Linked DNA regions of Homo sapiens: all the other regions are linked to region 1. Evidence: chromatin contacts called from ENCODE Hi-C or POLR2A ChIA-PET data. All regions are on one chromosome and are shown on one strand. The core of a region is the stretch at or near the end of the contact, and the rest is flanking DNA. Distances in the headings are between cores, read along the strand shown.

Evidence for each region. A loop is a pair of places that touch in the nucleus more often than their neighbours do. ChIA-PET counts read pairs that join two places held with the same protein, here RNA polymerase II (POLR2A). Pooled maps may share reads with other maps.
Region 2: a map with no recorded cell type shows a loop between it and region 1 (5-fold over the local background). The contact joins the enhancer-like site here to the promoter of LINC01055 in region 1. A Hi-C loop is called at or near these places in 4 of 37 single-sample maps with no recorded cell type and 2 of 50 pooled maps.
Region 3: a pooled map shows a loop between it and region 1 (5-fold over the local background). The contact joins the enhancer-like site here to the promoter of LINC01055 in region 1. A Hi-C loop is called at or near these places in 4 of 37 single-sample maps with no recorded cell type and 4 of 50 pooled maps.
Region 4: a pooled map shows a loop between it and region 1 (7-fold over the local background). The contact joins the enhancer-like site here to the promoter of LINC01055 in region 1. A Hi-C loop is called at or near these places in 9 of 50 pooled maps. POLR2A ChIA-PET finds 5 or more read pairs at or near these places in 2 of 52 experiments (activated CD4-positive, alpha-beta T cell and naive thymus-derived CD8-positive, alpha-beta T cell).
Region 5: a pooled map shows a loop between it and region 1 (5-fold over the local background). The contact joins the enhancer-like site here to the promoter of LINC01055 in region 1. A Hi-C loop is called at or near these places in 4 of 37 single-sample maps with no recorded cell type and 4 of 50 pooled maps.
Region 6: a pooled map shows a loop between it and region 1 (9-fold over the local background). The contact joins the promoter of RUBCNL here to the promoter of LINC01055 in region 1. A Hi-C loop is called at or near these places in 15 of 37 single-sample maps with no recorded cell type and 5 of 50 pooled maps. POLR2A ChIA-PET finds 5 or more read pairs at or near these places in 1 of 52 experiments (naive thymus-derived CD4-positive, alpha-beta T cell).
Region 7: a loop to region 1 is called in a map with no recorded cell type, with 16 times the contacts of the local background. The contact joins the enhancer-like site here to the promoter of LINC01055 in region 1. A Hi-C loop is called at or near these places in 3 of 37 single-sample maps with no recorded cell type and 4 of 50 pooled maps.

What each region holds. Positions count from the first base shown.
Region 1 is chr13:45,699,734-45,702,433 of GRCh38, reverse strand. LINC01055 (long intergenic non-protein coding RNA 1055) reads left to right here and starts at 1,250. Exons shown (of 4, transcript NR_125786.1): 1 at 1,250-1,407. It overlaps CBY2 (chibby family member 2), which reads right to left and starts at 114. Exons shown (of 3, transcript NM_152719.3): 1 at 1-114. The coding sequence starts at 43. RefSeq lists enhancers at 602-901, 1,352-1,431.
Region 2 is chr13:46,574,703-46,577,402 of GRCh38, reverse strand. All of the region lies in intron 1 of LRCH1 (leucine rich repeats and calponin homology domain containing 1), which reads right to left. Among named protein-coding and RNA genes, the nearest start is that of LRCH1, 23 kb to the right of the region's middle. Within about 2 kb of position 1,367, at least 7 of the 41 ENCODE cell types and tissues checked have a DNase peak (open chromatin) inside an H3K27ac peak, as active enhancers do.
Region 3 is chr13:46,654,757-46,657,456 of GRCh38, reverse strand. All of the region lies in intron 2 of LRCH1 (leucine rich repeats and calponin homology domain containing 1), which reads right to left. Among named protein-coding and RNA genes, the nearest start is that of LRCH1, 100 kb to the right of the region's middle. Within about 2 kb of position 1,441, at least 9 of the 41 ENCODE cell types and tissues checked have a DNase peak (open chromatin) inside an H3K27ac peak, as active enhancers do.
Region 4 is chr13:46,337,815-46,340,514 of GRCh38, reverse strand. RUBCNL (rubicon like autophagy enhancer) reads left to right here. Exons shown (of 15, transcript NM_025113.5): 15 at 1-2,700. Among named protein-coding and RNA genes, the nearest start is that of LINC00563, 41 kb to the right of the region's middle. RefSeq lists an enhancer at 1,324-1,403. Within about 2 kb of position 1,299, at least 2 of the 41 ENCODE cell types and tissues checked have a DNase peak (open chromatin) inside an H3K27ac peak, as active enhancers do.
Region 5 is chr13:46,678,390-46,681,089 of GRCh38, reverse strand. The region is part of intron 3 of LRCH1 (leucine rich repeats and calponin homology domain containing 1); the gene reads right to left. Among named protein-coding and RNA genes, the nearest start is that of ESD, 120 kb to the left of the region's middle. Within about 2 kb of position 1,414, at least 18 of the 41 ENCODE cell types and tissues checked have a DNase peak (open chromatin) inside an H3K27ac peak, as active enhancers do.
Region 6 is chr13:46,385,898-46,388,597 of GRCh38, reverse strand. It overlaps RUBCNL (rubicon like autophagy enhancer), which reads left to right and starts at 1,346. Exons shown (of 15, transcript NM_025113.5): 1 at 1,346-1,464. RefSeq lists enhancers at 570-679, 700-799, 830-1,109, 1,490-1,579.
Region 7 is chr13:46,597,250-46,599,949 of GRCh38, reverse strand. The region is part of intron 1 of LRCH1 (leucine rich repeats and calponin homology domain containing 1); the gene reads right to left. Among named protein-coding and RNA genes, the nearest start is that of LRCH1, 45 kb to the right of the region's middle. Within about 2 kb of position 1,294, at least 5 of the 41 ENCODE cell types and tissues checked have a DNase peak (open chromatin) inside an H3K27ac peak, as active enhancers do.

The DNA of each region.
Region 1 (2,700 bases), core at 1-2,500:
GAAGTTGGTCACCAAAACACTCAGAACATTCCAGAGGTGACATCACAAAACAATATGGTGTTTTTCAGGGCTCATGGTTTCTCTCTGAGCATCACAGGTGGGAATGAGGCATCTGACAGGCAGGAAGAGCTTGTGGGTGCTGTGACTACTTGGCTGGTCAGGGTCAGTGTGACACACACAATAGCCCAAACATTAGCCCCCTGTTGGGTCATTCCAGCTGCCATTCGTATTCTCACTGCCAGGCTAAGTTGAGATCCCTATTCTCTCTCCAGAAGTGGCATCTTCTTGGAGTTGGGTCACTCAAGAAGAAAGAAACACAAACTGAACTCTTCCCATACCAAGGGAGAAAGTGTAGTCTGAGGTGTTTTCTGACACTACTCAATTCCTTAATTCTCTGACACCAACTGTGTGCCCTACAATTCAATTTCATCCTGATGCTATCTACCAGAGTTAGTGTTACAGAGCTGAAGCGGCTCACTACCCAATGCAATAGAAGCCAATACTAAAACACTAAGTTCTTTAAAAAAGAAAAACTTGTATATTGAAAGTCAACTCCCAAGGAGACAAGAGTCAAGCTCAAATCTGTCTCTCTGTGCTGACATTAAGGTAGTATTTTTATTAGAAAAGATTCAGGGGGTGGATTCTGAGATTAGTAGGTGATTGGTGGATGGAAATGGGAGGTCTGGAAAGTCCCAAAGAGTAAGAAACCAGTTACTTAATTTTTGAGTTTCAAGATAGCAGATAAGAAAAGAAACTTAAGCCGCTGAAACTCCCTCCACTTGTGAGATCAAGAAAAACCTGGCTGAAACTGGTTGGAACCAAGATGGCTAACTGGAGCTTGCACAGAATAAGCTTGCTGATGTCATAGCCTGAATTTCCACCACGTTTCATACTAACTCTCCCTGAATTTGCCATGCAACTCAGGAGTTAACATGAAGAAATAACTATGCATGCCCAAGGACTTTCCAGACCTCCCTTTTCCTTGCACAAATCACCTACTAATCTCAGAATCCACCCCCTGAACCTTTTCTAATAAAAGTACTGCCTTAATGCCAGCAGAAAGAGACAAATTTGAGCTTGACTCCTGTCTCCTTCAGAGGTGACTTTTAATATAAAGCTTTTCTTTTTTTCAAAAATTTGGTGTCAGTGTTGGCTTCTAGCACATTGGGCAGTGAGCCCCTTTTGCTTGTTAACAAACTAGAACCCCAGGTGAGACGAACAGCCTGTCCAAGGTACTGTTGCCCCTAGTGGTGTGCAGGCCCCCTGCACTGATCCTGAGTGGCCACCTAGACCAGGGTGTCCAGAGGCTCGACTATAGGGTTCCTTCTTCTCCACCATGGCACTTCAGGCTCCCTTGGCACTTCTCTTTTGGGAAAATAAATTGCTTCTGGATTAGACATCTTTCTGGTGAGTACCTTGTTAATATGCCCCTGTACTTTTAATTGTCTTTGAACTCATCATAACGACTGTGGGTTCAAGTCCCACCCTGTGGTTTAGGATTATGGATGAGAGTCCCAACCTTGTCTAGGATTGTGGATTTGAGTCCTACCCAAGGGGGATTCTGGTCAGTTCAGAGTCCCAAATCTGGTGTATGTTTAAGTCCCAAAGAATTAAGGCAATACTAAAAAGCTACAGCCACTAAGATAATCTAGTCTGGTTCTGATTTTTGTTGGTCTGTCTGTATTTTTGGTCTGTGTAGCAATATTTGGCTTAACAGAGGTCAAAGACTGTGATGGCTACAGCAGAAGCCTTATGAGATCTCCAGACTCCTGCACACTCAATTAGAACAAAGCAACTCCATAAACTAGAAAACCTGAAGAAAAATGGCACATGTAAAACATTTTCAGTCAATCCCTCTTTCTTCTTCTGTCCTTAAAGAGTTACCATGTAGTCTTCTAAGTTCTTTGCCTATTTTTCCTTCCTGACTACTCTGAATCTGCTGACTTTTCTGCTGGTGTTGAAATAAAACTTACTGTTCATGGTATTACTAGTTTCAGGTTACTGGCTAAAGAAAAAAAAGGAAAGAGGTCTTTTAAAATCAAAGTGCCCTGGAAACTGCTTTGCTCATCAGGGCAAATAAAATTTAGCCATGTGAACAGATTCCAGTTTTATCAGGAAAATAAGTTTGATCCAACTGTCTTGTTTATGCATATACATGCATTATGTTATATGTTGTGTCTATATGGTACCAAATTAGCTTATAAATAAAAGAGTACTGATAAATTAAATAAATAAGTCCAAATGCTTTCAAGTTCATTTGACTTTAATAATCTTTGGAAAATTAAAAAAAAATTATTGATAAAATAAAAATAGATATGTCTTCAGGATTGTCAGCATGTATTTTTGCCTGTGTTTACTGGTCAGCTGATATGTGCATCTGATAGTTATTTTAAGATGTCCAGGTTTGGCAAAAAGTTATGAAATTACAAACCCGGCCAAAACAGAATAATCTTTGTTTATGTGATTCTTTTGATAAATAAGACTAATTTAATATTGTTGGTTTAATGAAAACAATGAAATCCTCTGATTTATCAGCAAAATATCTGTGTATTTCACTTTAAAGTTCTTGCTTAGGTGAACACCTGATATTCACAAGCTGTAAAATGGTTAACAAGGAAATAACTTAAAATGGTGACTAGCTTTGTCTAATATCTCTATTCTCATAACTAATCTAGATAAACTGTTAAAAACAAATAAATT
Region 2 (2,700 bases), core at 118-2,617, 870 kb before region 1:
CTGGGGGCCAGGTGCAGTGGCTCATACCTGTAATCCCAGCACTTTGGGAGGCCGAGGTGGGTGGATCACTTGAGGTCAGGAGTTCGAGACCAGCCTGGCCAACATGGTGAAATCCCATCTCTACTAAAAGATACAAAAATTAGCCAGGCATGGTGGCGTGTGCCTGTAATCCTAGCTACTTGGGAGGCTGAGGTGGGAGGATCATTTGAACTCTGGAGGTGGAGGTTGCAGTGAGCCGAGATGGCACCGAGGTTGCACTCAGCCTGGGCAACAAGAACGAAACTCTGTCTCAAAAAATAATAATAAAATAAAAGAAGGACTGGGGCCCACCCTCAAGTCAGAGACCTTTTCCTGCTGGCCTGAAAGAAAAAAGGCCACCATGAGTTCCACAATCACAAGGGACCGAATCCTGCCAACAACCTCGAAAGCTTGGAAAAGGACTCCAAGCTTCAGATGAGAGAAGCCCCAGCCAGTTCCTTGAGTACAGCCTTGTGAGACCTAGGGCAGAGAATCCAGCCAAACTGTGTCTGGACTCCTGATCCATAGAAACTGTGCCATCATAAATGTGCATCATTTTAAGCCACCAAATTTGGGGCAATTTCTTATGAAGTAATGAAAAACGAATACAAATGCCAACATAGTCCTAGCACTGTAATGGAATGCTGGAGACTGTAGACAGAGAAGTGCAATACAGTAAGGTGAATAATGATAAAGGGTAAATATAAAATTCTACTGAACCTCAGAAGGGAGCCTCTAATCCTGGCTGGGCCAGGTTGAGAACATTGAAAGGAAAGAGGCATGGCTCTCCAATATTCCGAAGGACACCACAGGAGACAACATGTAAAGCTCAGGGCTCTAATCAACGATAGCAATGTGAACATGTTGTGATAGCCTCCTTGGTCTCAGAATGGTCTCAAAATATGCACAGATCATTGGCATAGGGAGCGCAATTATTTCTGCTGAGTTCAGCAGCAACTGACAACTTCACTCAGGACTCCCAGTTATCAGAAGCCAAGGCATTTAAATGGTTTCACTTGGGAATTCTAACAAGTTTTTTCCCAACAATCTTAAGTCTACGGAAAAAAATTAGAACAAGACATTCTTATTTAGGGCCTGCCTAAAGGGAGCATTAGTATTAAAATATGCTGCCATGCATGAGAACCTTGCTAAAACTGCCTTTGAGTTTCTTGTTTCTCTGGCTTAGGAGACTGCCCCATAAGTTACATGAACAAAAGGCTCACGGCAAATGTCTAATCCAGCTGGCTTTCTCCTGGTCGCCAGCAAGCCTCAAGCCTGCCACTTTCTTTGGCCATAATCAGCATGTGCTTAAGGAATGCTGACTAATTCCAACGTTTGTCCAGGCAGGACACAGGGAGGTAAATCCACTGCCAAAAATAAAAATGCATTCCAAAGTCGAGTATTAGGTCACTCTGAGATGATGTACTATTTTATATCACTCCTGCCAATCCTGTGCTGCCGTTAATCAAGCTCATTCTCTCTCCCTCTGGACTTCTCAATGGATCCTCTTCACTCAAGGACTCAGGAGCCTGCTTCATTCTCTCATTTTAGCCAAAAAGAGCTTCATACATGCATTTCAGGAAAAATTTAAAGAGAGAGAGAAAGAAAACATGACTTACCTAAATATAAATTAGGCAATGGTTTCTGTATCATTCAATTCCATTTAAATCCATCCCATGAGCACACACTGATCTTGCTTTCAAGTCATTGTCCAAAGTTGAGGAAGTGTTGCTGACATCTAGTCAACACAAGAAGCTGACAAGCAACAGCTGTGCAATGCTTTGAAAACCCCTTCTGGAGGATTTTTGCAAGTAGGAATGAGACCACATCCCCCCCACAACACACACACACACACACACACACACACACACACATTCATGCACAGATTTTTCAGTTATGCTGCAGAGCAATGTGTCCTTCAACTTAGAGAATCATTTGTGTGCACAGCACATGAATGAGAAAGCCCTCCCACGCCCAGTTCTATCACCAGAGTCACAAGGTTGCAGTAAGAGCTCTTTATTTAGATAATCACACACGCATCTTGTGGTTCTGTGACTCTAAGTCATACGATAGACTATCTTCATCAATGTCTGGGGTGCACAGCTGAGCTTAAACTCCACTCCTAAAAAAAAAATTAATACAATTATTTGTGCTGGTGATGATAGAGGGGACCAGCAGCACTGCACCCTATCCAGCAGTTCTCTGTTCCTGTGGTCAGAGTCATTGACAATGTAGAACAGGAATGAAAGGAAGGCTGGACCCTAAAGAGGATTTCTGCCTATTAAAAGATGATGGTTCTTGTCCAGTAGGTATATTTTGGTTGGAACTTTTCATTTATCCCACTATCCATTGATCAAAAGGATTGGAAACTGTTATTCCAATATTCCAGAATGTGCTTATAGATACATCATGTAAACCTCATCCAAAGGCTAAACAGAATATTTATTATTACCACTGCCAAAAAGGACTTTGTTTGGATTTTGCTTTCCAAACACACAAGGAAAAAATTAAGAAAAAGCAATAAATAGCCCATACACCAAAAAAAAAAAAAAAAAAAAAAAACCCCACACACAAATAAATGCCAGACAACCGAAAGTAAACAAGTGCTTCATAATCATTTTTAAGTTACATGGGTTGACTTTTTAAAAAACCTTTTAAATGATTAAAATGTGTTTAACTTCC
Region 3 (2,700 bases), core at 192-2,691, 950 kb before region 1:
AAAGTGGTGGTGGTGATGATCCCCAAAATCCACACCTTTCATATATGTATGTTTTAAAAAAAAAAATCTCTCTTTTTCTCTACAGCACTTGTTATAGGACTTGGTAAAGTGCAGTGTTCTTAGAGGATATATAGTAAGTTGATTACTGATGAAATGGCAATGTTTCACAGTGCTTTTTATCTGTCTCATTAGACAAATAAATGCAATTTGGAACTTGTTCATTTGGGGCTGGCAGAATAAACTTTGACAATATATATATTGTAAACAAAATAATATATACAACAAAAAAAAAATACAATTGAATTAGGAGTGGGTATTTACCTCAGTTCCAGAGCACTAACCTGCTGCACAAAGATCTTAACAACTCTATTAAGATCAGAAACAGAACTGAAAACAAAACCAACACATTCTGACACTACTGTAGTTATCAAAGTCATAATATCCCTTTTGTGTCTCTCTGTTCTTTTTTTCAATACACACTGATCCAAAACAACAGCTATGATCAGGTGATATGTAATAATGGGAAAATCCTCCTTGGAAGTTATGCCAAATATGAACTATCCTAAAAGGAATTCAATCTGATAAGAAATAGCCAATCATTCACTCATTCACACTTTATAAAGCCTGTCAGCTACCAATGGCAATGGACATAATTTTACAGGCACAATAATTTATAAACACATTAATAATTTTAGGGACCATTGGCTACGGGTTCCACCTTGAAAATAGATGCCCAGTGAGCACTAGAAAAGGCAAAGCGTAAACTCCACATGGTTGGCCGTGCGTATGCACTGGATGACTCCAATGGCCTCTTCCAACTCTGCTATCCTGTGAAAAATATTTTCAAATTTTAAGTCAGTTCACTTTCAAACTCCAGTTCAGTTCACTGTGTTTTTGGTGTCTTTCTGCTGATCTGTCATTTCACAAAACAAAACCTGGCTACCAAAGACCAGCTCGAAAATATATACATTAATATACACACTAAAGTGTTCTCATTTTCTCTTTGAATGGGGTAAGATCTTCATGAAAGAATGTGGGATACACATTTTTATCGAATTGAACAAAACTCCTCCTCCTTTCCAGTTTAGGAAGACATCATCAATTCTTTCATTTTTTTAAGAGAGAAGAAACACTAGCCTACAATTGAGACTTTCTTTAGAATTGTCAGTGCAAGGAGAGAAGACATTTCTTCTACAAGTAAGAAGAAATGTAGTTAAATTTAATTTTTAGTTCACAACAAAAAAAGTATAAAGTCTGTGTTTTCTAAGGCAACCCTAGCATGCAAGACACTTGTCCCAATCCAAGATGACTTCTCAGTGTGACTCCCAGAGGAATGTGGGGATACGGGTTATAGGACCATCAGGAAGCTGGCTCTTTCTGCACATTGTTCAGCAGCCGAAAAGAATGCCAGGCTGCAGAGAAAGCAGCCAAAACAGATTCCTTTTATGGTGTGATAACATTTTGTTCAAGAGACCGCCCTGTTCTTTACAGGCAATGCTTCGGAACCCACTCCTAGTAGGTTGGGAGAGGTTGGGGCTTCTAATGAATAAACCAGGCCTAGCTGAGTGTATTTCACCCTAGAAAAGTAAAAGCACTCACCACGACTTCTGGAAGCAATATGATCAAATACTATACAGAACTTTCATTTCTTGGCAGCCGCTAACGCTGAAATGAGACTTTTTAACCAAGGTCCCTATTCTTAGATTCACAACACTCCTACTATTGCCAAGAGTTTTGCTAGTCTGGGTTATTTTATTTTCCTATGGTACATTTTCTTCATGAGGCTCATCAACAACAAACTCTCTAGCATCTTAAAATAGATTTTAAACTTTGTGAGGCTTTCCTGTGTAACTCAGGTTCAAAGTGTTGGTTCCTCTATAGGAACAAATCTTGCTTAATCATTTTTATTGTTCTTGGCCACATGTCTTGGATTAAGACACTTTATAACAGGAAAAGACACAGTGGCACATATACTAAACTAACATAACCTTTTGTTGTGAACGCCAAGAGGCAAAGATTAAAAGCCCAAATCCTTCAAACACAGGCTACATAAACAGCAGTAAATTAATATTTTCCACAAACATAACATTTCTGTCATGTGAGAAAATGTGAAAAATATGTAAGTGTTTTTAACTGCACTTCACAGTAAGGATTTTTTTCATGTGCTAATTAAATTTATCTCTAATTTAGGACTAGAGGTTGTTGGCAACAAGCAGCCTTTTGACATTTAAAGACAACATATCAGCCAAGAAGCTGGTTAGGGAGTGACATATCACCACCACCGCCACCATCATAGTCATCATCATTATCATCACCATCACTATCACCATCACTATCAAATATTTATGGCTGTTTACTCAGCTGAAATACACAATATACCCCAGAGGGTGTAATCAGTTTTGAATGTTTCCCATGAATTCAAAGTAGCTTCATATGGCATCTTCCTACTTTGGAATATACAAAATTAATAATTTCTACATGCAATTTATTGAGAGAAGAAAAAAATCTAAATACAGTGAGGTCACATTGATTTTAAGTACAGACAGACAAAATCTGTGAAAATTTGAAAACCAGCTTCTTGGCACTATTTGATCTAACAAGTCTTTCTTTTCAATTAATAGAAATAAGAGGAAAATTTCTAAGTGCTACAGAAAAGAAAGTATTTTAGGGTACTTGTTTATAAAATCAGATATACTTGCC
Region 4 (2,700 bases), core at 50-2,549, 640 kb before region 1:
CTCTGTTTGTAAAATGAGGGATATGACTCTCTGCAGTTGAGATAAGGATTAGAAATGAAAATGAAGCACCCACTAAAAGGCCTGGTACAAGCAAGGGCAAATGGTAATAATGAGGTCTAGACAGATTACAAACTGAGTCATACCCCTTATTTTCTGTATCTCTGGGTAAGTTACTCCCTGGGTCTCAGTTTATAATCTGTAATACAAGGATTAGAACAATAGCTACTGTTGTGGGTTGAATTGTGTCCCATGAAAGAATATGTTAAAGGTCTATGCTGGTGTCTGTGCTGTGGCCTTTTGGGAAGTAGGGTCTTTGCAGAGGTGGTTAAGTTAGGATGAGGACATAGTGCATTAGGATGAGTTTTGATCTAGTGACTGGTGTCCTTATAAGAAAAGGGAAATTGAGAGAAGAGAGAAGATGCAGGGAAGAAAAAAAGCAGAGGTTGGGGTGATGCATCTACAAGCCAAGGAGCACCAAGAATTGCTGGCAGCCCCCAGAAGCCGGAGAGAGGCAGGGGGCAGATTCTTCCTCAGAGCCTTAAAAAAAAAACCCAACATGGCTGACCCCTTGATTTCAAACTTCTGACATTGAGAATTATGAGAGAATAAATTCCTGGGGTTTTTTTGTTTTGTTTTGTTTTTGTTTTTGTTTTTTTGAAATGGAGTCTTGCTCTGTCACCCAGGCTATAGTGCAGTGGTGCGATCTCAGCTCACTTCAACCTCCGCCACCTGGGTTCAAGTGATTTTCCTGTCTCACCCTCCCGAGTAGCTGGGATTGCAGGCGCACGCCACCAGGCCTGGATAATTTTTGTATTTTTAGTAGAGACGGGTTTTCACCATGTTGGCAAGGCTGGTCTCTAACCCCTGACCTCAGGTGATCTGCCTGCTTCGGCTTCCAAAAGTGCTGGGATTACAGGCCTGAGCCACTGCGCCTGACCCTGTTGTTTTAAACCACCCAGAGTGTGGTCATTTGTCTGAGACTTCGGAATTCAAACCTGCTGGAAGGAACGTGGTAGACATGTCAGGAAGGGGTTTGACATTCAGTTTCTGCCCCCAGGTCTGAGCCTGCATGGCTGGCTTAGCCACCGTCAGATGCTACCTGCAGGAAGCCTTCCTGAACTCATCGCCAAAGGAGGGTGAAGTGTGTCATTTTTAGAAGCGTGCTTCCTTAAAACAAGCATTTAAGGATCTCTGTCTTTAAATAATTTCTCAACTGGTATGGGAAGGAAAACCGTAGTTCCCCTTTTTCACTTCACTAGAAACTAAAACAATACTTTTATGAGTAATGCTGAGGTAGCAGGCTGCAGACACAATTGGGAAGCTTCAGCACAAACATGAGAAATCGAGAACCTTTGCATCCTCGCATATCTGGGCAGCTCTCCAAGCCAAGGGGACTGAGGATTGAAGAGCTTAACCACATAGGTTAAGCAAATTGTGTATTTTTCCTTGCACTTTTTTTTTTTTTTTTGAGACAGGGTCTCGCTCTGTCGCCCAGGCTGGAGTGCAGTTGGCGTGATCTCAGTTCACTGCAGCCTCTGCTTCCCGGTTCAAGCGATTTTCCTGCCTCAGCTTCCCTAGTAGCTGGGACCACAGGCATGTGCCACCATGCCCAGCTAATTTTTTTCTGTTTTTGGTAGAGACGGGGTTTCGCCATGTTGGCCAGGCTGGTCTCAGAAGTGATCTACCCGCCTCGGCCTCCCAAAGTGCTTGGATTACAGGTGTGAGCCACCGCGCCCAGCCCTTCCTTGAACATTTTCTGGCCTCTGCTTGTGCTTCCAGGCTTCTTTCTCCCCAGGGCTGCCCCCTCTTTTCTAGTCCTGCCGTGTTCCTGCCTCCATGGTCTTGTTCTTCTTGCATCCCTTGCCTGGGATCAGGACTGCCCTTTCATCCTGGAAAGAGGCCCTGCTCTGGCCTTCCTCGGGCTACGTACATCCCCATTGGTGAGGAGACAAAGGGCAAGCGCACCCAAAGCCCCCACCCCTCCTGTTAGATCAAATGGAGCCCCAGACAGAATCCCCTGCCCTGTGGTCTCAACCCCACTTTTAGGGCTGCTCAGGTCTTTCCCCTGGTCCAGCCTCCTGAAAGTGAACTGCGCTGCTAAGACCAAGAGGCAGCCAAGGGGCAGCTGCTTGTAGGATGGAGCCAAAGTGGGAAGAGAGAGGGGCAGGGGTTGGCCCAATGCTAGCTATACCTGAGCCACCATGCTCCAGAGCAGAGCAGTGAGGAGTCAAAGATTTCAAAATTCAAACCTGCTTTCTCGGGTCCTGATGAAGGGATATTCACCATGGTAGGAAGATAAAACATATTTCAAATTTTAAATACTTGGATATATGGCATGTGGACCTGTATTTGTACTCTTGCATGGGCTCTGCAGATGGGAGTGGTGGGCGCTTCCCCTTTTCATCTCCCTCCCGATCTTGCCCATTCTTCAGCGTACTGCACGTGCACACACATGCTCCCTTCTCCTTACACTCTGATATCTGCATTTACCTCATTATTCTACTGGGGACAGCTCTCTGAACTTTTGGCAGCCTTTGATCCTTTCTATCTGCCCTTGAAAGTCTCTTGGAAGCTATGAGAGAGACTTTATTCTCCCTTTGCTCCTGCAGCCCCTGAAGGTCCACATTCCTGAGGGCCCTACCCAGCTCCCTGAGTGATTGTTTGAAATAGAACTACTCAGGAGTGCGGTGCCTGCATTGG
Region 5 (2,700 bases), core at 165-2,664, 980 kb before region 1:
TTAAGCCTTGATTGGAATCCCCTCTTGACACATGAGAAATGGAGGCCTTGACATTTATAATCTTCTATATCCTTAGGATCTCCCTGAATCCCACTCTTCCTCTTGGCTCTGGGAGCCGTGCTGGGCTCTTCACTCCCCCACACACCCCCAGCTACTCCTGCAGTGTAGACCAGTGCTCTCTCTTAGCTGGGTGCTATCATGATCTCCTGACTGGTTTCCATACATCAGTCTCCGCCTTGGATGCATCCTTCACAGAGCGGCCAGAGTGCAAATGCCATCATGCTGTTCACCAGCTTAAACACTTGCAGAGGCTCCTCAACAACTATAAAGTCCAAACTGGGCAGTAAGGCCAGTATCTATGATGAGGTCTGTCCATTTCTCCAGCACTTTTTCTCTGAATGTCCCTCCTCACAACCTACACTCCAGCCATGTTACTGCTTCTGGCAGTTTTCAGTATTTCATAATTCCCAAACTTGTTCATGCTCCTTCCCTGCCTGATATGCCAGTCCCCAATATTGTCCTCTTGTCCCACTGACTCATTTTTAAAGACTTAATTCAAGCCTCAACCTCTTTCGTGAAATCTTTCACGAGGCTTCCCCCACCTCTCCCACTCTGATCTAATGCCCAGGGAGACTGACCACTTCTTCTTGTGTGGTCCTTTAGATAGCATGTCACTGTAAGTCATTTGCTCATGGGTTTACATTCCCCTTTAAACCTATGAGCTCCTGGGTGGGAGGGACCATGTCTTATTCATTCCATCCTCCCACTGCCAGGTGGAGTGCCAAGTATAAAGTAAGGGATCAATAAATGTTGGATCAAACTTCTAAAATCCACTTACAGTGACACTCCATAATACTGTGGCTCCTTCTGTCTCCAGGACCCTAGGACCCAGGATGCTCCAACATACATACCAAATCCCATGCAGGTCCCACTTGGCATCACAGAACTAAAGATACAAATGATTCCAGTGAGATCAAGGCCTTAAATATCCCGCTTTACTTTTGAACCTGGAAAAGCTCTCCCCTTTCACCATAGAAGGCAGCAGAGCCTCGTTTCAGAAATCTGTTTCACTTTCATTCAAATAAGATGAACTCATCATCGACCAATCCAGTGAACACCCCCAGGCTCCACATTTAGACCAGGCTGTACACAACACAGTTGATCCCTGCCCTCTAACCTGGTCTCATCTAAAAGGCTTCAGGTGATCTATCAACCTGTCCTCACCAGGACAGTGCTCAATGGATACCACCCGATGAAGAGGAACAGTATCACTCTTGCTAAAAAGGAATGAAGTTGTCCTCTATAAAGGCTGAGTGTGCACAGTGCAGATACCTCCCCAAGCTTCTCTGTACAGCTGTCTGATGGGGGAGGTGGGGTGGCACGGGCTGAGAGCACCGGGTGTTCAGCAGCATCACCCCCAACTGCGGTTGCTCTATCCCTCCTGGCCCAGAAAAGTCACACACAAGTTTGAGAAAAACACTTCCAGTGTTTAAAACAAAAACAGAAACAAACTCCACAAGCACATCTGCAGAGACAAAAACGTCAAAGGAAGTAATTACAGAATTAGGAGGTCCAGAGATCGTGTTCAGTCACTCTCAGCCCCTCGCTGAGTCAGTAAATTGCCCTGCCTTTCCGAATGTATTTCCACATGGGAGAAGAGAACAGTGAAATGCCATCTTTTCCCAATTACGGGGGCCTTTGCTCAGTCACAAGAGCCAACAATCAAATGCTTTCAATGAAAGCTTTCTTTGCCTTAACTAAGTTACAAATAAGCAAAAGGTGCCATTCCATCCTATTTTAAAAGAGTCCTCACACAAATACCACACAGGTGAGTCCTAGAAATGCAGGAAATCAAATCCTTCTATGGAACTCATGACCAGATACAGTCACTTGGGTGATGTTGTTGGCAGGAGAAATGGGCGTGCTCGTGGGGAAGAATTAGAAGGAATTATTTGCCATCTCTAGAGAAAATGGACGTTATTGGCATCTAAAACAAGTTTTTTCAGTCTTGTGAGTGACAGCACGAGAAAGATCCTTATATAAATTATGGAAATCACAGATTTTCAATATGAAACTGACAATTTCCAGAAGCTTCAAAGACATAATTTTTTAAAAATCTTTCTCTGAATAAATAAGGAAGGAGGAGAGGAAAGCAAAAAGATAACAGATACATTTAGGTAGCACGTTATTCACAGCATGAGATGAAACTAAGCCTTATTCCATTTTTTAGTGTGAACTATACTCACCTTGCTCTTTGCTGGTCATGGTTGAGTTAGCTAGGAAATCAAAATATGCTGTTTCTCTAATCATAAGGTGATTTTTTTCCATCGTATGTTTCTAACATAATAGCCTTATTAAAAAATCAACTCCCCCTAGCGATATTTGAAAACTTATTTGGCAGTAGGGAAAATGGTCAATTTACTTTAAAAAACTTCCTGTAACGATAAATACAAGTTTTTTTCCTTCTGATTTAGAGGACAGGATATCTGTAGACAATTCAAAACACAAAGTCCAATTGTCCATTCACATTTTGGAGGGTATATGGTGAAGGTCAAATTATTTTAATAGTACTCTGCACTGTTGTCAATTACTTCCTGTCCTGACAAATAATGGGGGGAAAACGCCCAAGCAGATTTAGCACATAAGATAACATTTCACTACTGTGTAATCAATATTGTAGAAATAGTGCAAAACTCTATT
Region 6 (2,700 bases), core at 97-2,596, 690 kb before region 1:
AGAGAGAGCTTAGCTTCCTTCCTTCCTCCATCCCTCCCTCCCTTCCTTCTGGGACTTAGGTTCCTTCCTTCCTTCCTTCCTTTCTACTTTTCTTTCCTTCCTTCCTTCCTTGGCTTTGGTTCCTTCCTTCCTTCTACCTTCCTTCCTTCCTTCTTTCCTTCCTTCCTGGGCTTAGGTTCCTTCCTTCCTTGGCTTAGATTCCTTCCTTCCTTCGCCCTTCCTTCCTTCCTTTCTTTGCTTTCCTTCCTTCCTTCCTTCCTTGGCTTAGGTTCCTTCCTTCCTTCCTTCCTTCTTCCCTCCCTCCCTCCCTTGGGTTCCTTCCTGCCTGCCTGCCTGCCTTCCTCCCTCCCTCCCTCCTTCCCTTCTTCTCCTTTCTGTTTTTTTTTTTTTTTTTTTTTGACAGTCTTGCTCTGTCGCCCAGGCTGGAGTGCAATGGCGCGATCTCGGCTTACTGCAACCTCCGCCTCCCGGGTTGCTCCTGCTTCAGCCTCCCTAGTAGCCGGCATAACAGGCACCCGCCACCACGCTCGGCTAATTTTTATATTTTTAGTAGAGACAGGCTTTCACCATGTTGGCCAGGCTGGTCTCGAACTCCTAACCTCAAGTGATCCATCCGACTTGGCCTCCCAAAGTAGGTGCTGGGATCACAGGCTTGAACCACCGCACCCGGCCAGAGCTTAGGTTTCTATTCGTGACAACTTTCTGTATTGGTTGGCAGGTTCTCCTAGCACCACCATGATCTCAGGACTAACCACTGCACACCCGTGATGGGATTCCAAACCTTCGCTGCAAGAGGACAAGGTGACGAGTTGCTGACAGTGAAGGCTAAACTAACGCGGACAGTGAAGTGCTACATGAGTCGGACTCAGACTCCAGGTGAAGCAGCCAGCAGAGGTCAGAGAGAGACAGCTCACGTTCCGGGTAAGTTGCAGGTCGATTTCAGGGCCGACTCATCCAGATTACTCATTCTTCATTTCAGGCAATTGTATGACTGCTAAATACTGCTGCTGGGGGCATCTGGGGTTGGGAAGTCATTTCTGCCAGGTCTTTGACCCCTGAAAGCGTCGTTGCGTCTCGCGCCGCGGGTAGGCAGGGCGGGATTTCTAGGAGGACCGGCAGAGGCGCGCATAGGTGCGTGGTGCTGGGCCCGGGCGCCGCGGCACCGGTGTAGGAGCGCGCATCTCCAGAGTTTCTTCCATCTGGGCGACGTCTCGGTGCCTGCGGCGGGAACGGCGCTTTGCTTCCCTGAGGAGCTTCTAGAGAGCTACGGTGGCCCCCGTGTGGGAGGCGGGGGGCGTGGCGGCGTCGGGGCGTCGCTGTCCCCTCCTCGGTAGCTCTCCTCCCTCCCCTTTCTGCTGTTACCGGGAGCGCGGTGGCCACGGAACGCTGCCCGGAGCCGCGCGAGGGAGGACCCGACGCGCGGCGTTTACCCAGCGCAGCGTTCCACCGCTCGGGTTTGGCTGGGTGAGGCTGGCGGGGCCGGGGGCGAGATGGGAGCGGCGCGGGGTGGAGAGGGTGGTTGGAGAAAGGGAAGGGAGGGCCGCGGGAGAGGTTGGATGGTGGAAGTGGCGCCAGAGAGGTTTGTGCCCAGCAGAGACACCCAGGTATCTTAGGGTCGCTCAGAGCAGTGTCGGGGACCCCTTGGAGACAGTAGGAAGGGGCTCCTCGCGGGGTGGCGGATTTCTATCCGGTTGACTTTGTAGAGTGAGGTTGACCCTGTGTTCGGCTTGGGCCGGGAAGGGCGCAGAAGCGGGACCTCAGGACACTTTTACGCAGGGCGATTCTCAGAGACTACAAAGCCTGCGCCCTGCGTCCTCCCAGGCGCAGTGTTCTGGGATCAGTGTCTTTTCTCTGTTTTCGTCCTCAACACAGCCAAAGTCGTGGATATGTGGTGACAGAAAAACATTTGGCTACATAACTGAGCTAGGCTGGAGTGTGAAATCGCGGCGTGTTATTTGGTCCGGGCGCCCTACATAGCAACCCCCACTCTTCTCGCCCCCAACCCCCCGCCACGCCGGACACGGTCAGGCGGGCGTTCCCCCAACCCGCCCCTTGTGAAGTCCACCTGCTGAGACTGATACAGATCCCCTGCGAACTTGATGCTGTCCGCTTGGAAAACGTGGAGAACTTTCAGAGGAGGGGTTATTTCGCCTTGAGTGAAAATTAAGACTCAAAGGAAAAGGTATACTCAAGAGCTGCCCTTACTGGGTTATTTCTGTGGAATTTGGAAGGATCTTTGAATTGAAGATGTGGTGGGAGCGCGCAGAGAACAGAGAATCCGTAAGCTTGAGTTTCTTAGACCCAGTTTCTTAAAGCCAAAGTAGCGGGGAGATCTTGGCAAGTCAAGAAACCTTCTTGAACTTCAGTTCCCTTGCCTCAGGGGGAGAATACTCCAGCCATACCCCACTGTGTGGTTTAGAAGGTTAATGGCCTGGAGGGAGGGAAGTGTTTTGAAGCCTATAAAGTATCCTGTGAAGGTATCACCACATTGCTGCCCACTGAAACACTGCCGGCCGCCGACAGAACTTTGTTTGGAGCCGAGTTAAGACAGCATCTTTATGGCAGTGCTGGGGTTTTCGTGATTACCGGTCCAGAGTGTCAGGACACCTCTGTTTCTCAAACCCCAGTTTCTGCACTGCCACATGAAACTGCTCATTACTGAGTGACAGCAGAGGACAGGAACTTTGCCTTCTTCATTAA
Region 7 (2,700 bases), core at 45-2,544, 900 kb before region 1:
AATACCTTTAGTTTTGAAAGGGCTAAAGAGTTAACACAGGAGAGGGCTAATACATTTACCCTACATGTTTTCCAATCCCATTACGTATCTCCATAACAAATAACCTGAACTGTCTTCATGGTCATTGATTCATTCATTTAACAAAAATGAACTGAGCACCTACTAGGCTGTGGCCACAGTTCTAAGGTAACATAAGGTAAATTGATTCTATATTATTTGTTTCTACCTACATAATTGAGGGGCTAGAAACATGGAAAATGCAAATATTTCTGAAATAAAACTACTACTAATAAATGCTACTAAGTTTAATAATAAAATACTACTAAGTTTAATCATAAGACTATCACTGATGGCCAAAATTTCTTGACATTGTAATAGTTCTTCAACAATATTATTTAGTCATAATTATCAGTCAGCTACCAAAAAAAATGAAAGTAACAAATGTTGGCAAGGATGTGGAGAAACTGGAACCCCTGTGTACTGTGGGTGGGAATGTAAAATGGTGGAACCACCATGGAAAACATTATGGCAGATCCTCAAAAAAATTAAAAATAAAGTTACCGTCTGATCCAGCAATTCTACTTCTGAGTATACAACAACAAAAAAAAATTGAAAACAGGGTCTCAAAGAGATATTTGCAAACCCACGTTCATGGCAGCATTATTCACAATAGTCAAATTGTGGAAGCAACCCAAATGTTCATTGACAGAAGAATGGATAAACAAAATGTGGTGTATACATGCAATTAAATATTAATCAGCCTTAAGAAGGAAGGAAATTCTGACACCTGCTACAGTATGGATGGACCTTAAGGACATTATATAATGCTAAGTAAAATCAGCCAATACTAAAAAGACAAATACTCTATGCTTCTATTTATATAAGGTACCTAGGGTAGTCAAATTCATAGAGATGGAAAACAGAATGGTGGTTTCCAGGGGCTGAGCTGGAGAGAGGGAGATGAAGAGTCATTTAATGGTACAGAGTTTCAGTTTTGCAAGATGAAAAGAGCTCTGGAGACTGTGCGACAATGTGAATATGTAACTGCACACTTAAAAACAGTCAAGATGGTAAGTTTATGTGTATTTTGCAATTATAAAAAATATATATCAGACAGTGTTTACCTTCGGGGTTTTTATACCATAGAGCATTGCCCATGGTTCTGGATGCGAAGAACAACTTCTCAAGGATCCTGTGTAAGTTGAATCCAGGCTTTGCAGCAGCCTAAGCATTTCCCTTACCGAAAGCCCATCCCGGAAGTTCTGACTCTAATTCATTGTCTAACCAAATAGCCTTGCAAAACCATTTCCTCAAAACCCAGAGCAAGGCTATTTTGTTTGTGTTCTTTTTTTTTTGTTGTTGTTAGTGGTGAAACTACAAAAGTTACAGAAAGTATAGAAAGATGGACAACTTTTCCCCTTAAATTTATTGAAATTAAATTTTATTTACCCTGTAGAATGTTATCTTGAAATTGAATTGTTTTTTCTTGAACCTACAGAATATCATGCATACAAATGTAAAATTTCTATAAATCTGCAAGCGTCTTTTCCCCCGAGACAAGCAAGTTCCTGTGTTGCCTATTTTTATACCAATTGTACACTAAACTGGGGCACCCTGGCTGCAAGAGGGCCAGACAAAACTGCCCCAGGGCTGCTCAAAAGAGGCCATTTTGCACATAAAGAAATAGTGTTGTTTCTGGAACTTCTAGAGGAAAGAGTACATACGCTGTATGCCAATTTACTCAGAAAATGCCTCAGAAACCATGGAGTTTAAACTCTATTGTCATTTTATTGGGTGCCCGCCACCTTGACCGGCTAATTTTTGTATTTTTAGTAGAGACAGGGTTTCATCATGTTGGCCAGGCTAGTCTTGAACTCCTTACCTCAGGTGATCTGCCTGCCTCGGCCTCCCAAAGTGCTGGGATTACAGGCATGAGCCACCGCACTCAGCCCACACAGTGATCCTTGTTATTCATGATGGTAGTTCTGTCTATGAAGTTGCCTTGAACACCGCCATAGGAAATACTAATCCTTAGCTTCTGGGGGAAACACAGGGTTAGGTTCCTGCAAGCCTCTGGTCACAAAATTTTCATCAACCAACTTATAACGTCATTTTATGTGTGTTTCTGTTTTTTAAAAAAAAAATGGCTTATTTGATCTAAGTTGTTGGTTCATTGACACTAAACTCACAGCCAACAGCACTAAAGCCCATGCCTGAAGAAAGCTTAGCTAACACATGTATTTTTCCCTATAAGGCACATCACAGCCTTCTTGCACTTAAAAACACTGGACAGGGCCAGGCGCGGTGGTTCACGCCTGTAATCCCAGCACTTTGGGAGGCCAAGGCTGGTGGATCACCTGAGGTCAGGAGTTCAAGTCCAGCCTGTTCGACATGGTGAAACCCTGTCTCTACTAAAAATATAAAAATTAGCCGGGCGTGGTGGCTGATGCCTGTAACCCCAGCTACTTGAGAGGCTGAGGCAGGAGAATTGCTTGAACCCGGGAGGCGGAAGTTGCAGTGAGCCAAGATCAAGCCACTGCACTCCAGCCTGGGCGACAAGAGTAAGACTCCATCTAAAAAAAAAAAAAGTCCTACTGGACAGTTCTTTAGCCCTATATTTGGGGAGCCATTTTAAACAGTGAAATCACCAAGAAAAAGCCCAAAAATGCAGAAGACATGGCACTGAATTGTCTGCATCCA